2 separate regions of the Mus musculus genome follow, and region 1 is linked to region 2. The links are chromatin loops, found by intact Hi-C in ENCODE. Cell type or tissue: heart. All regions are shown on one strand.

Evidence for each region. Hi-C counts contacts between places; a loop is a spot of excess contacts. Peaks named below come from ENCODE experiments on the same cell type or tissue, not always from the same donor. Only the 100,000 strongest peaks of a DNase experiment are listed, where the experiment ranks them.
Region 1: it touches region 2 in a loop (2.2-fold over the local background); 3 of 42 quality-filtered maps call a loop at or near these places.

The regions. Positions count from the first base shown.
Region 1 is chr14:27,404,058-27,412,057 of GRCm38, reverse strand. It overlaps Gm52095 (a long non-coding RNA gene), which reads left to right. Exons shown (of 4, transcript XR_003951011.1): 3 at 376-485; 4 at 5,896-6,176. Among named protein-coding and RNA genes, the nearest start is that of Gm34702, 7.8 kb to the right of the region's middle. In heart, no CTCF peak of the experiment used is centred here; DNase peaks (open chromatin) are centred at 3,647 and 6,487.
Region 2 is chr14:27,286,825-27,294,824 of GRCm38, reverse strand. It overlaps a transcript of Arhgef3 not described here. Among named protein-coding and RNA genes, the nearest start is that of Gm34754, 8.0 kb to the right of the region's middle. In heart, a CTCF peak has its summit at 3,329; no DNase peak of the experiment used is centred here; H3K27ac peaks cover 421 bases.

The sequences.
Region 1 (8,000 bases), 120 kb before region 2:
TGGTGGAACACAGAAAGGCCTGAGGGTTTGTGAAGTCCTGGGTGAAGGTGTGCTGTTGGTATGGTTACATCATGTCAAGAACTCTAACCTCAGACCATGGAAAAATGGCAAAGCCTTCACTGGGGGTGGGGGTGCTCAGAGGGGGTGCAGAAGCTTTGCGTTGGACCACATGTGGATGTTGGTAGTGTGTGCAGAAAATGTTCATCATAGCTTTCACCCCACATATTTACAGATAAAGACTGCTCCCTGACAGGGACCGACTGCTCCTTGAGATGAGCTAGCTCTCTTCTTGTTTGGCTGTATCTATAAACCCTGCTTCCTTGTTCATTTGTGTGTGATAACGCCACTTCCCCGCTGTTCAACTGTATATAATAGGTGCACCGGGCTTCCGGGGTGCAGTTTTACCAGCAGAGGACACAGTCAACCTGATGACAGCTTCGCTGCTGTATGTGTGTTTTGTCTTCATTCTCTTGCCACCCAGTCAGGTGAGTCCCCACAGCTGTGCAAGAATGCAGACAACTTCTGTATATTCTCACCCTGACCATATCATTTTACGTTGCTAGTAACAACCCACAGACTTTACAATTTCTCTATAGCCTGTGTAACACTAACTCGTTGTTCTCCCCCACCACGAGGTGTGCGTGCGTGTGCATGTGTTTAAACACCAGCCATCCTAAGGGATAGTAGTATGATGGCTTAATTTGCATTACACAAGGAGTCTGTGACACTGAGCATCTTTTCCTATGCTTGTGAGCTGTGGCTGGGTCTTTTGGTTTTAGGTTTAGGATAGGTGAACATCTTTTCATTGCTTATCTGCCAGGCGTGTATCTTCTTTGGTTAAGTATCTGTACAGATAACTTGTCCATTTTTTATTTTTTATATTTGTATTACGTGTGTGGTTTGTCTATATGTGCACCACATGCATGCCTGGTGCCTGCCAAGGTCAGAAAGGGGCATCAGATCCCCTGGAGCTGGAGTAATGGATGGTTTTGAGCTGCCATGTGGGTTATGGAACCCAGCCCTGGTCTTCCACAAGTGTCCAGTGCTTTTAATTGCTTGCGGATCTCTCTAGCCCACTTTGATGCTTTTTTTTTTTTTTTTTTTTTTTTTTTTTTTTTGGTTTTTTAAGACAGGGTTTTTCTGTGTAGCCCTGGCTGTCCTGGAACTCACACTGTAGACCAGGCTGGCCTCGAACTCAGAAATCCGCCTGCCTCTGCCTCCCAAGTGCTGGGATTAAAGGCGTGCGCCACCACACCCGGCTACTTTGATGCATTTTTTATATGTTTCTGTACATGTAGTTTACTGAGCTGCTTTGGATCTGTGGTTTAGAATTTCAAGTTTCGAATTGGAGTTATTCATTATTTCACTTTTTTCTTTTCTATTTTTATGCCCTCCTTATTTCATTAGAGATTCTTTCTACATGTAAACTAGGGTGCTTAAAGTTGCCCCAGCTCTTTTCATTAAAAAACAAACAGGGCTGGTGAGATGGCTCAGTGGGTAAGAGCACCTGACTGCTCTTCCGAAGGACTGAAGTTCAAATCCCAGCAACCACATGGTGGCTCACAACCACCCGTAATGAGATCCGATGCCCTCTTCTGGTGCGTCTGAAGACAGCTACAGTGTACTTTACATATAATAAATAAATAAATCATTAAAAAAAAAAAACAAAAAAACAAACAAACAAAAACCGGGGTCTTCTGTATTTGGATATTTTGTTGCCTTTTCTACTAACATTTTCTTCTGCAACATCTTGTCTCCTCTTAACCCATATACTGCACTTTCTACCTCATTCATGGTAGTTTTCATTTGTAGAAATCTCTCTTTCTCTCTCCCTTCCTCTCCTTCCCTCCTCTTCTCTTTGAGACAGGGTTCCTCTGTGTAGGCCTGGCTATTCTGGAACTCACTCTGTAGACCAGGCTGGCTTCCAATTTTAGAAATCCACCTGCCTCTGCCTCCTTAGTGCTGGGATTAAAGGCGTGTGCAACTACTGCCTCGTGAAATCTTTTTGATATTATGTTTCAATATTAAAAATGTGGAATAGCTAGTCCTTTGGTTTTTTTTGAGTTTTGTTGTTTGTTTGTTTGTATTTACTGTGGGCATGAGGTATGGGGGTTGGCTTTGTCTTTCCATCACAGGTTCTGGCTCAGGCCACAGGGCTGGTGCTGCAAGTGCTTCTTATCAGCTGCTTTCTTGCCAGTCCACCGGCAACCGCAGGTTTAATGCCCTTATCTGCCAGTGAGTTTGTCTTTGTATTTTTTTTTTCTGTCTGTGCCTTGGAATCGTTGAATCATCAACATTGTGGACTTTAATGAGAGATGCTGGGTACTTTTGTATTTTTATATTCCTAGGCCTTCCTTTGGGGTGCAGTAACTTGGAAACAGTTAAAGTCTTTTTGGTCTTTAAGACCTGTCCAGCAGTATCATAGTGTTTAAGGCTAATTATTTCTCTACTCCTGAAGCCAGAGTCTTCTGAATAATTCACAGTGATCTCTAGACTATGGTATTTTCCTAGGTTGGTTTGTGAGGACAGACATGATTCCCAAAACCATGAGCTCTTCCTCATTGTCTTGGATAGATAGATGGTCTTCAGAGTTCCGTGCGTGCGTCTTGACATCAGTGCTCTGGTCACTGTTCTTCTGAGTCTATGAGGGACATCTCCAGGTTGTCTCTCCACACTGTGCTGGTATGCTTGGATCTTGCACATCTTTCATGAGCTCTCAGGTAAAAGATTTAGTTTACAGTGCAGTACTGTTCAGAGATGAGGTTTTGGGACGTTCGATGAGGCAAGGGTCTAATCTCATGAATGGGTTCATAAGATTCAGAATTTGAAAAGAAAATATGTGTATGCATGTGTCTGTGTGGATATGTGCAGGTGCGTGCTCCTATGAGTGCACAGAGGCCATAAGGGGATACCGGATTGTTGTGAGCTGGAGTTATAAGCTCCTGACTTATTATGTGGCACTGGCTCTGAACCTGACTCCTCATGATCGCACAGCAAACTCAGCAAGTGCTCTTAGCTTGCTCTCTCCGGTGATGAATGCTTTGTTTTTCTTGAGACAGGTTCCTTTTCTTTAAAAATTAAAAAAAAAAAAAATCTGCATATAGATGTTTTACTGCATATGTCTACATACCAGGTGTGTGCCTGGACAAGGCCAGAAAGGAGAATCTGATCCCCTCGACCTGGAGCTCTAGACGTTCATTAGCTACCATGTGGGCGCTGGAATAGAGTCTGGGTCCTCGAAAGAGCAGCTAATGCTCTTTTCCGCTGAGCTACCTCGCCAACCTCTCGAGGCAGGTCTATGTAGCCTTCGCTTACCTGGTACTTGAAATATAGTTCAGGTTGGCCTTGAACTCACAGTTCTCCTACTTTCACCTCCCAAGTGTTTCATGATCCCAGGCTTCTGCTACTACCCCTGGCTTAGATTCTGAACCTTTTAGGTAAGTTAGTCACAGAGTAATGGCAGTTTCATACCCTCTTACTTGTCTTCCTCCGAAGTCTTCCCTTTGGCACCTATATCACAAATTCAGTCTCTACAGATGTGGAGTCTATCTATCTGCTGTCAGGGCCTGGGGACACCAGCAGGTCACTGGGAGTGGCCGCCTTTGAAGGCTGTATTGTGTTCCTTGGTTCTTCCTGTCTCCCTTTTCTGGCTGCCACAAGATGTGCAGCGCCACTTTCCTGTTTACTTGCACTGTGATGGCCTGCCAAGCTTGTCTCAGGTACCAAAGAATGGGGGTAAATGACCAAGACTGAAAGCCATGAGTCAAATTTCTTCTTAAATTGTTCCTCTCTGGCATTTTGTCATAACAATGCAAACCTCACACAAGTAGATACTTTTTAGTCTCCCAGAATTCTCAGATCCAGGTTTTTTTTAAAAAAAAAGAATTAATTTTATGTATATGAGTACACTGTAGCTGTCTTCAGACACACCAGAAAAGGGTATCAGATCCCATTACAGATGGTTGTGAACTATCATGTGGTTGCTGGGATTCGAACTCAGGACCTTTGGAAGAGCAGTTCATGCTCTTAAGCACTGAGCCATCTCTCCAGCCCCTCTACCAGGTTTCTTACCCTAGAGGTCTCTGGATGGTGACTTCCTTAGCTTTATCTGGTCCAGAAGGTATTTTGCTTCTGTTTTTGAAAGATTTTCTTTTACCTTAAAAAACTGCTCATCCACAACGACAGGAAGCAAACAAATATCTCAGAATTGTTTTGAAGCCATTCATACTTTGAACCCAACATGGTGGCGCACGCCTTTAATCCCAGCACTTGGGAGGCAGAGATAAGCGGGTTTCTGAGTTCAAGGCCAGCCTGGTCTACAGAGTGAGTTCCAGGACAGCCAGGACTATACAGAGAAATCCTGTCTTGAAAAACCAAAATAAATAAATAAATAAATAAATAAATAAATAAATAAAATAAAAATAGAAGTTGAGGATGTAGCTCAGTGATGTGAGTACTCACCTACTGTTTGATCCCAGTGTTAATACATGCAGAAAAACCCAATTTAAAAGTGCATATATGAAGGCTAGGTGTGCTGCTCACTATAGTGCTGTAATGTAGTCAGAGCCAGGAGAGTTGCTCCAAGCTCAAGATCAGTCTATTCTCTACAGCAAGTTCGAGATGAGTGTGGAAAACACAGTGAGACCCTTTCTCCAAAGGAAATACACACACACACACACACACACACACTCCCTAGCGCAACCCGATGAACAACAACAACAACAACAAAATTCCTGATTCTCTTTATTGAGAAGGCTCCTAAAAGTATGTACACATATATCAAAACTAAAGAGGCTCCCGCCCAAGGGTTCACCTTTGCTTTTTCTTTTAGCATGTACTAAGCAATGGGTTCCTCTGTGGCAAGAATTTTGTGTGTATGCCAATGTGCTGGCCCATGAGAAGTCCAGAGGGTGACATCAGGTTGGCTGCCTTCCTCTGCTGTTCGCCACCTGAACTTTCAAAGCAGGACCTCTCATTTGGTCTAAACTTCCACATGTCGGCTAGACTGGCTGGCAAGTGAGCCCTTGGGGTCCGCTCATTTGCAAACCCCCTCCCCAGGTGCTGAGGTACAGACACATGCTCTCACATGCTCACCTCCCGAGTGCTAGGATTTTCCATGGATGCTGCGGATCTGAACTCAAGTCCTGATGCTTGTACGGCAAGCCCTTTAAGACCGAGCCAACTCTCCCTGTCCCTCATTGTGACATTTCTTCAAATACAGGTGTATGTGTATACGTGTGTGTGTGTGTGTGTGTGTGTGTGCAAGTGGAGGCCAGAGAACAACCCTGGGTGTCATCCCCGGGCACACTCTCCACCTTCCCTGACACAGTCTCTGATTAACCAATTAGGTGGGCTCCAAGGATCCCCCTATCTCCTCCATCTTCCCAGTCTGGAACTACAAGATCATGCCATGTCACCTTGCAAGTGTAGTGTATTCTGAGGATCACATTAAGTCTCCATGCTTGCAAGACAGGTACTTTACCAATGGAATATCTTCCCTGCTCCCTTGTATTCATACATGAATATAATGTACTTTGGTCATATTCATACTGTTACCCTTTTGGGTCCCCTTCCCCATCACATTCTGTATCTCAAATATTCCCCCCACCATGTATGTATGTTATGACAGGGTCTCATGCAACAACTTTACAATGTAGAATCACATGGGAAAAGGGAACCTTAATTGAAGAACAGCTTTGATCAGATTGACCTGTGGCCATGTTTATGGTAAATTGTGTTCACTGATAATTAGTGGGGGGCAGGGAGACCCAAGCCCACTATGGGTGGCACCATTCCCTTTGGCAGGGAGATACATTAAAAAGAAAAAGAAAAAGCTGGCTGAGCATAAATCAGTGAGTGGACCAGTAAAGATCATTCTTCCATGGTTTGTTTCAGTTCCTGCCTTGACTTTCCTTGATGGGACTGTAACCTGAAACTGTAAGTAGAAATAAACCCTTTCCTCTCCAAGTTGCTTTCGGTCATGGTATTTATCACAGCAACAAAGGAAACTAGGCTACCCCTTGATAAACCGCTCTGTCTAGGTAGGCCTGTTGCTGACTGGGAGAACCACCAACATTCCTGAAGAAAAAAGGTGTGATGTAAGGAGCAGTGACATTGTTAAAACTGTCTGCCTACACAGACTTGAGGGGTAGTGACCTCTTCTCAAGGTGGCCTTGCTCATGTGGGGCTTCTGATCCTGATGACGTTAAGATCCCTATAGACAGCTCTGGGTTTGGGGAACTGTCTTCCAATTCTGCATGTCCATTCTCTAGAACCAGGTGGTGCTCTAGATTTGGGGAAGTAAAAAAAAAAAAAAAAATGGGTGCATAGAGAACATAAAGTTGAACAGGCTGCTCACCGAGATGGGCTGTAGCATCCTGTAACAACCACGAAGTTTGCATTCTTAGCAGCTGGAGACTTCTGGCAATGGAAACTAAAGCAGTCAGTGGCAGTGACCACAAGCCAGAAACTGAAACCACACTCTAATTCTGCACAAGATTGCCAGCCCCGGCTGTTTTCATTGTGTCTTGACTACAAGGATTACATCTAGTTGCATGTACTATAACAGCCTCAGAGCAGACTGAAGCCCATGTAGCCTGCCGCCACTTGTACTAACTCTCAAAATGTCAGCACCAACAACTAACCTTCTAGCAAAGATACAGCGCCTAGAGTCAACAAGCCAATGCCACTCTAGAAACAAAATGTGGAGACTGTCCAAAATGTCTCTGAAGCATGGGCAAAGGGAGACCAGAGAACAAAGCAGACGGGTTTTCTTTTTCTTTCACTTTCTCCCTTCCTTTCTTCCTTCCTCCCCTTCCTCACTCCCTTCCTTCCTTCTTTCTTTTTTTCTTTTTTTGTTTGTTTTTCGAGACAGGGTTTCTCTGTGTAGCCCTGGCTGTCCTGGAACTCGATCTGTAGACCAGGCTGGCCTCGAACTCAGAAATCCACCTGCCTCTGCCTCCCGAGTGCTGGGATTAAAAGCGTGCGTCACCACGCCCGGCTCCTTCCTTCCTTTCTTTTTCATTTTGTGTGTGTGTGTGATATTTAACTATGTAGCTGACTGACCTGGTACTATCTAGCCCAGGCTAGCCATCAAATTAAAACAATTCTCTTGCTTCAACCTCTACGGTGCTGGGATTGCAGACAGAAAACTTGATATTTTTTCCCTTGAGAAAAACAAAACTGGACTTACCATCTATGTGAACGCTGTGCCAAATCTAGGAGTGGACAGTGTGTTAAAGGATATGGCAGACACATAAAGACAAAACTCGTCATTAACCTTACCGGACTAACATGCTGTTGGAAATGCTTGCTAAGATCTTTAACCTGTCCCGTCTTTCTATAGACAAAACAAGAGCCCTACTCTGTCAGAGAAATAAAACCATTTCAGTGAACAAGCAGACTAAAATTCCAGCGTAACTTAAAAATGAAACTTCCCTTCGCCCTTCCTTTTCCTTGTTGTTTCAAGATATGATCACACTATGCAGTCCCAGCTGGCCTGGAACTTGCTATACAGAGTAAGCTGACCTTGAACTTCAGGAGATCCTCCTGTCTCTGCGTCTTAAGGGCTGGAGTTACAGGTGTGCACCACTACCCCTGTTAGCTTCAAGTTCACCGTCAGTCACTTGTGTCCGCAGTGAGATGCAATGCTTCTTTTCTGTCACAGCTCTGACTAAGCTTTGTATAGGGCATAGATAAAGGTGAGTGAAGGGGCGAGGGGTGGCAAGATGGCTAAAATGGGGAGAGGTGCTTGCTGCTAATGCCAAGCCGGATGACCTGAGTTCCGTCCTCAAAACTCATACAGTGAAAGGAGAGAACTAAATACTCAGGTTGTCTTCAGACCTCCACTCAAGTGTGGCAGTACCTGTGTACTTACGTGCATGCCTCACACACACATACACTAAGTACACACAAGTGAATAAATGGTGTACACTAAGTATACATGGTAAAAGAAATCAGAGCAGAATGCTTGAGAAAACAGAAATGTATGTTCTGTAACA
Region 2 (8,000 bases):
AGATGGGTGATAGGATGTGTAAGGTAGGACACATTTGATTAGCTCAGATAAGGTGGGTGATGCATACTCTGAGAGAACTTTCTCCTTCATTGGCATTAAAAATATAAGAGGTTGGGGGCTGGAGAGATGGCTCAGTGGTTAAGGGCACTGCCTGCTCTTCCAGAGGTCCTGAGTTCAATTCCTAGCAACCACATGGTGGCTCACAACCATCTTTAATGGGATCCAATGCCCTCTTCTGGTGTGTCTGAAGACAGCTAAATATATTCATATAGATAAAATAAATAAATCTTAAAAAAAAATTACAAGAGTCTGGTGCAGCAGTCCACAAGGAAAGGAGCTGAAGGCGGTCTCTAGCTGACAACCAAGAAGAAGCTAACACCTTACAGTCATAAGGAACTGTTTGGAAACAGTCTTTACCCAGCCGAACCTTGGATGAGCTCACAATCCTACACAGTAACTTCAGTCCCACCTTGTGAGACCCTGAGGTGAAGAACGCAGTCAAGCCATGTCAGGCCCTCATCCATCGAAGCTGCATCATGACACAAGTGTGCTAGATTGAAACTAAGTTTGTAGTTACACTGTCATAGAAGACAAATGGATCACACTGCCCTCTGCTTCTCCAGCTGAATCAGGAGAGTGCACACGCTTGGATTTTTCAGCAACAAAAAGCAGAACTCTGATCACACCAGAGCCGATTCCTGAGGTGAGCCCTGTGTCAAACATCACCACAGAAGACACCACTACAGATGAACAGAGCTGTAGCTTGCATTTCTTTGTTTTGCTCTCTTCCCCCACCCCGCCCCCCTTTCTATTGTTGTTGTTCACCATGAGAAAGAACATACATTTTAATATAAAATGTTACTTCATTATCAGATGAACTTCCTGGGAGCTCTTCCTGACTTCCTAGTTCATTTACCAGCCGTCAGGGCTAAGCCTTCCTTCAGCCTTCTTGAACAGCTACCACAGAACATGTCCCTTTTCATGGCCCCTCATGGCCTGGAACATCAAAGGGCAGTTCCTTACAAGAGTAGGTTTGTTGATTGACTCAGTGGTATCAGTGAAGACATCAAGAGGAATCACACAGTACTGAAGTTAACTCATGACAAAGACTATCTTGGGCATCATCAGCTGCTTCCCAGTACCTGGAAAGATGCTTTCTGTGTGGTGGCTGCCCCACACCTCCACTGTGGAGCTGAATAAAAACACCATTGCTTTCTCTCCATGGCTCTGAGGCTCTCTGTTAACCCCAGTGGTCTCAGGTCTGACACTTGCACTACCGAAGAGAGAACCCCCGCCTTTCCAGGAACCATAATCCATCCAATATGTAATAATATTTAACAGCTACCAGGACAACACATAATCTAGGCAACAACCCTGGGATCCCCCACGTGGGTCCCTAACCATTCCTTTTTGGTTACAAACCTGGGAGCTTTGTCTGTGTTTCTCATTTAATTTTTATTTTATTTTTTTTTTTAAACTCAACTCCAGGGGGCTGGTGAGATGGTTCAGTGGGTAAGAGCACCGACTGCTCTTTCAAAGGTACTGAGTTCAAATCCCAGCAACCACATGGTGGCTCACAACCACCCATAATGAGATCTGATACCCTCTTCTGGTGCATTTGAAGACAGCTACAGTGAACTTATAATAATAAATAAATCTTTGGGCCGGAGCAAGTGGGGTTGGCCAGAGCAAGCAGAGGTCCTAAGTTCAATTCCCAACAATCACATGAAGGCTCACAACCATCTGTACAACTACAGTGTGTACTCATATACATAAAATAAATAAATCTAGCCGGGCGTGGTGGCACACGCCTTTAATCCCAGCACTCGGGAGGCAGAGGCAGGCAGATTTCTGAGTTCGAGGCCAGCCTGGTCTACAGAGTGAGTTCCAGGACAGCCAGGGCTATACAGAGAAACCCTGTCTCGAAAAAACCAAAAAAAAAAAAAAAAAAAAACAAAACAAAAAACAAAAACCCAAAACAAAATAAATAAATCTTTAAAAAAAAAAAACACCTCAACTCCATACCTCTAATGAACAGCACAATATAGAAACAATTGGAAGGAAGTCAATAAAACAGGGTGGAGGAAACGGATCGAATTAAAACACCAGATATGGTCTGTGTAGATGCTGGAAGTGGGGCTGAAAGGGTTAATCATTCGAGCAGATGAAAATGATGGGAGAAGCTGCGTTGTTTATTCAGGGTGCAGCCCCGATGGACGTGTGTGTGTGTGTGTGTGTGTGTGTGTGTGTGTGTGTGTGTCTGTCTGTCTGTCTGTCTGTCTGTCTGTCTGTATCTGTCTGTATCTGTCTGTATCTGTCTGTATCTGTCTGTATCTGTGTATCAGTGCACTTAGAACACAGGTGCGAGTGCACACGCTACGGCTGCTTTTGAACTGATTCCTATATGACAGGGAGTTATCTGCTGGAGGCGTGCAGTAAGGCTTGCTCCTGTACAAACTTCTCAGTCTCTTCCCCATGCAATCTCCAGTCTTGGCTTGAACCGTCATAGTGTTTCAGGGCCTTGTACCTTGCCCCTTCTCTTCCCTGTCAAAGCTCTAAAAGCCAAGAATCACTCACAATGGCAGGTGGCTCCCTGAGGTTCCCTCCCTCCAAAGCCTTCATTTCAACAAGGAGAATACCGGATAAGTATCACAAAATTGATTTATGCATTACTTACATGGGCACCACCTCACTAATGCCTAATACCCAGCAGGTAATAGGTACTCAGAAGTTACTGAATGGACAGGTAAACAAACTTGTGGCTCAGACCCACTGAACGTCATACAGTAAACCAGAAATGGAGCAGCAGGTGGGGAGCAGGCTATAACCCGGGCTTTCTGGTGGTACACCCAAGTCCCCTGCACACTCATGAAGACTCCTTTCCAAGGTGCTAAGGATCAGAATCTCAGACTCAGTACTGCCAGGGCCTTGTGTCTGCTTGGTACACACTCTACCATAGAGCTAACTGTCTCCAGAAGTTCAATGCCACAGACAGAAAATTCACCTGTGGCGGTCAGAGGACAACTTGTGGGGTCATGCTAGGCAGGGGTGGCATGTTCTCTAACCTACTGAAGCTCCCCACTGGCCTGAATCAGGAGAATCTGACTCGGGAGAAGAGTAATTTCCTCGCTTCCCAGAATTTACTCCATGAAGACAGTTTCTTTTGCCCCAGAAGCAGCCAGATCCTACCAGAACTGCGGCTTGATTCGAACTCTCAAATGTGCAAACCGCTACCTGAGTCCAGCCTCATTTTATACCGTCAGCTTATTTTTGCAACACACAGTGACCTCCTGTGCTCTCCAGGAAAAAGGCAGCATCCTGAGGCTGGAAAGGAGCCTTGCCTTCCTGACCTGGTCCCCGAGAGACTTACTTGTCTTTTTTTTTTTTTTTTTTAAAGATTTTATTTATTATTATAAATAAGCACACTGAAGCTGTCTTCAGACACACCAGAAGAGGGCATCAGATCTCATTACAGATGGTTGTGAGCCACCATGTGGTTGCTGGGATTTGAACTCAGGACCTTTGGAACATCAGACAGTGCTCTTAACTGCTAAGCCATCTCTCCAGCCCCGACTTACTTGTCTTTTACTTAGTCCTTGAAAGCAAGAAACTCTCAATGTTTAAGAAGCTGCGAAGTCCCTGGGGTCCGTTTGTCCCCCACTTATAATCACAGGGCTGCACACTGCGAGGGAGGGATGGCACAGAACCTGCCTTGGAGGACCTTGAGAGGTACCAGAGAGCCCCACACAGTGACACACACCACCATAGGACCCACAGGCATGCGCAAAGGGCAACCCAGACTCCTGCTGGTGGGAGGACCCCTCTGGTAAAAACCTGCAAGTGACGGCCTTCTTTGGAAGAAGCTTCCAAGAAAAACGTGTCTGTATCGCATTTGAGTACCTGGGGGTTATTTGTGGAATGAACGATAGGGCATCTAGAACTTCCTTTAAGACAGAGAAAACAATCAAGTGTGTGGCTATGGAACTGAGTGGAGAAAAACAGTCAGCTATGACACAGTTCATCAGGGCAGGTGGCCCGCATGTGCGACTCTATTATACTACTCTCTGCTGTGTAGGCCCAACGATTCCTAGAATAAACAAAAGGGAAATGTTTGGAGGATCCATTTTAAGTTGTGCTAACGCGAGCTCTGGTCTTGGGCAATTCATTTCATTCCTTGGGCCCTCAGTTTCCCCAGCTGTGCGGTGACTTGAATGTCTTCTGAAGATAGCTTTTTAAAGACTAAATGGTAAGATAAGATATACACAAAGGGCCCGGAACTATAATAACAGTAATAACACCTCTCTCTGCCATGAAAACACGGCAGAGCTTGACCATAGGTAGCGTATGATTTTTTTCCTCTAAGGCAAGCCATTCAGGGCAGCCCTGGAATGGGCGACCTAGGAGCCCAGAACTGAGCAATTACCATCCAGCCCTCCCAGCACCCTTGAGGTACCTATGGCTTTTCTGAAAGCTGAACTCAATACTAATTATTATCAGCAGGCCTCCAGTTCTTTCTTTAGTAAAACCACTCGGAGGGTTTTATTTTTATCTTAATTACACTGAATCAAGCGTCCTTCGCCTCCGGCTGATATGAAAGCCAACCTTTTATGAAGCAACTTTATTCTTCATGTTCCTGTAGATAAAAATAACACCTCAGTGCCCTGAACCTACAGAATCAGATTGGGGAGAAGGAAGAAGGCAGGAACTTACATAATTCTTCATTAGTCTATATGAACTGGTGACAATATTGGCTTATTTAAACTAAAATTATTGCATGTTCCATGAAGTTTTCTATAGCAAATTTGTACCTAATCTGACTCAGTGATCATCTGTGGATTGTAGAGTCAACAATTGGATCAACTGTCCACACGTCTGATGGTCTTGCCCTTTTCATCTGTAAAATGGGGACAGTGAGTGCTTCTCCACAGTAAAAGCTCAATATGGGTGTCAGAGAAATGGTTCAGTTGGCAAAGCATCCGCTAAGCAAGCCACGAGAACCTGGGTTCAGATTCCCCTCACCCATGTAAAATCTGGATAGGCAGTGGGTACTTATAATGCTCCCACTGTGGGGATGGAGTAGGAATAGAGACAAGAGGGTCTCTGGAGCTTGGTGGCCAGCCAGCCCATACAATTGGTGACCTCCAGGTTTAATGAGAGAACCTGTCTCAAACAATTAGGCAAAGGAGAACAACTGAAGATAACATTCAACATTCACCTCTGGCCTGGGCATGTGGACACACACATGCAAAACTGAACACATACATATAGCACACACACACACACACACACACACACACACACGTGCACGGCGGGGGGCAGGGGTATTGTTTTTGTACCTTAGTCTCAGCTCTTAGTCTAGAATCTAGAATCACACATGCCTCCCACAATGCCCTTGCAAGCACCTCAGAGATGACGCCATGTCAATTCTAGTGGCCCAAAATAGACGGTCCTTCTTCACCTCTGGGTGAAACAACAAGAAATTTAATTATCAGACAAAGAAAACACTCTTTCTATTTTTAGATTGAAACCCTCCAGCAGCGCAGAGCTGGAAGAATGTCTCTGAAAACATTTTTTTCTTTTAAATCTAGGTTAACTGTTTCTAGAATTTGGAAGACAATGTATTCTAAAAATACTACCTCTGCATTCATCTTCCTTGACGCTCCCTGAAAAGTGGCCTTTCACTCTGCTGGGTCACGGAAGGGTCTTTAGACAAGCCTGTCTCAGGGTTGTTCATCTTAGCTATTCTGGCTCAATGTCCAAGTGAACACACTTTGTCCATTTCCTGGGTTTGAATCCACCTTCCTTCCCCATCCCTAAGGCACTGCCATACAATCAGAAATGCCTTTAACCCTTCTCTGTCTTTTGTTTTGTCTTGTGGATGTAGGATCTCACTCTGTAGCCCAGGATGCCCTCAAATGTCCAATCCTCCTGCCTCAGTCTGAATGCTAGACTACAGGCATATGCCCCCATGCTTGATTCTGGCTTCTAATTGATGGTTTCCCAAGCCATCAACCACCACACACAGAGAAAAGGAACTCTAACTCCTGGAATTTGGAACAATATTGGTAATCCCTATTTAGTGAAAGGGTTGCTCACCAATTAAGAAAAGATAAAGTTTTTTTTATTTGGAACTTAAGGCAAGTTTCAATTTAAAATCAGGGAAACTGAGGCACAAAGAGGCCAAGGAACTTGTTTACGATGCTGCTGCTTTTGAGAACTTGGGTGGGGTGAAACTCATTTTGTATCATCTCTTCTCTTCTCTACACCTTCTGGTGGGGATGTTCCCTCCGATTCCACCTAAGGACCACGTGCCAGCCAAGGTGCTTATGGGTCCTCCAGGTCCCTGCCTTCTCTCTGCCTGCAGGTGCTCCATCTCCTCCTACTACTCTCAGCTCTGCTTAGTCCTCTCACCACAGTCCTACCCCAGGATCTCAGATTCTGCCCTGACAGTCACTCTGCTCTGTCTTTCTGTCCTCTCCTGAACAGTCTCTAGCCCCTCCTACTAGGGTTCCCTTGTGTTAGTTAGCCCAGTGGTTTTCAACCTAGGGGTCAAATATAAGATATCCTGTATATCAGATATGTATACTACAATTCATAGCAGTAGCAAAATTACAGTTATGTGGTATAGACAAAATAATTTTATGGTTAGGGATCACCAGAACATGAGGAACTGCATTAAAGGGTCACAGCATTAGGAAAGTTGAGAACCACTAACGTTTAGTCCTCTCTTCTCTTTCCTTTTATTCCCCCCAAGATAGGGTTTCTCTGTGTGGCCCTGGCTGTCCTGGAACTCACTCTGTAGACCAGGCTGGCCTTGAACTCAGAGAGCCTCCTGCCTCTGCCTCCTAAGTGCTGGGATTAAAGGCGTGCGCCACCACCACCTGGCTCTTCATGTTATTATTATTATTACTATTATTATTAAAAAACAAACTTTATAAGCATTATATAATTTTGGTAGAAAAATCAGGAGTTACAGAGACGCAAAAGGAAGAAAACTAAATTAGCCAAAGCCCATCCCAAGAGATGAGGTTGTCACAAGTCACTGGAGATTTTTTTTTTCTTTTACACACTAATGTTACAGTGTCCACTATTTATCTATGAAGTTGTTTTGTTTTTAAGAATTATGTTTTACTTTATGTATATGAGTGTTCTGCCTGTGTGTATATATGTGTACCATTCACATGCCCAGTGCCTAAAAGAATGGGTCAGATCCCCTGGAGCTGGAGTTACAGATGATCGTGAGCTGCCATGTGGGTTCAGCTGGGAACTGAACCTCGGTCCTCTGAAGAGTAGCCAGTGCTCTTAGCTGTTGAGCCATCTCTTCTGCCCCTGAAGTTTTGTCTTGTTTTTCAGGGTCAATGTGAGGCAAATGAGGTCACATTTCTTCTGGTCAAACAGAGACCTTCAGTATCACCAGCAGTAACCAGCCTTGTGGATTTGGTACCTGGGCCCTGCTACCTTGTCTCCTCCTGAAGAGCAGTCATGGCAGAAGGCCTGAATCTTCCCAACATGACGCATTTAGGTTTCACCCTAACATATCTCAGGCCCAGCCTTCCAGCAGGGAAGTCCCACACCTGGGAGCAAAGATTGGGGACATGGGTTTCTTCTGCAGAAACAAGGGCTATCCTCTGTGCTGAGGGTCTCCAAGGTCCCTGACCTACCTAAGCCTTGCAGCTTTGCTCTGTTGGCTGACTTAGCTCAAGGGGAGCAGACTTTGAGTACCTGTTTCCCCAGATTCTTCCTCAGGCAACTTCTTGGGGTCCATATAAAAAAGAACCTGCCAACTCACCACCCTGGGACTTAACTCTGTCACTGTACGGGTTCCCAGGATGCACAGCTGCAATTGTCTGGCCCCACACTTCTCAAATGCACCACCAGACAGCTCCATACCAGTGCTCTTTCTCTTCTGTGAATCAGCACCATGGCTCCTCGGTTTTCCTTCCATTTGATAATGGTTATAAACCTGAATGGGATTGTTCCGAGTTGCTTCATGAGCTTTA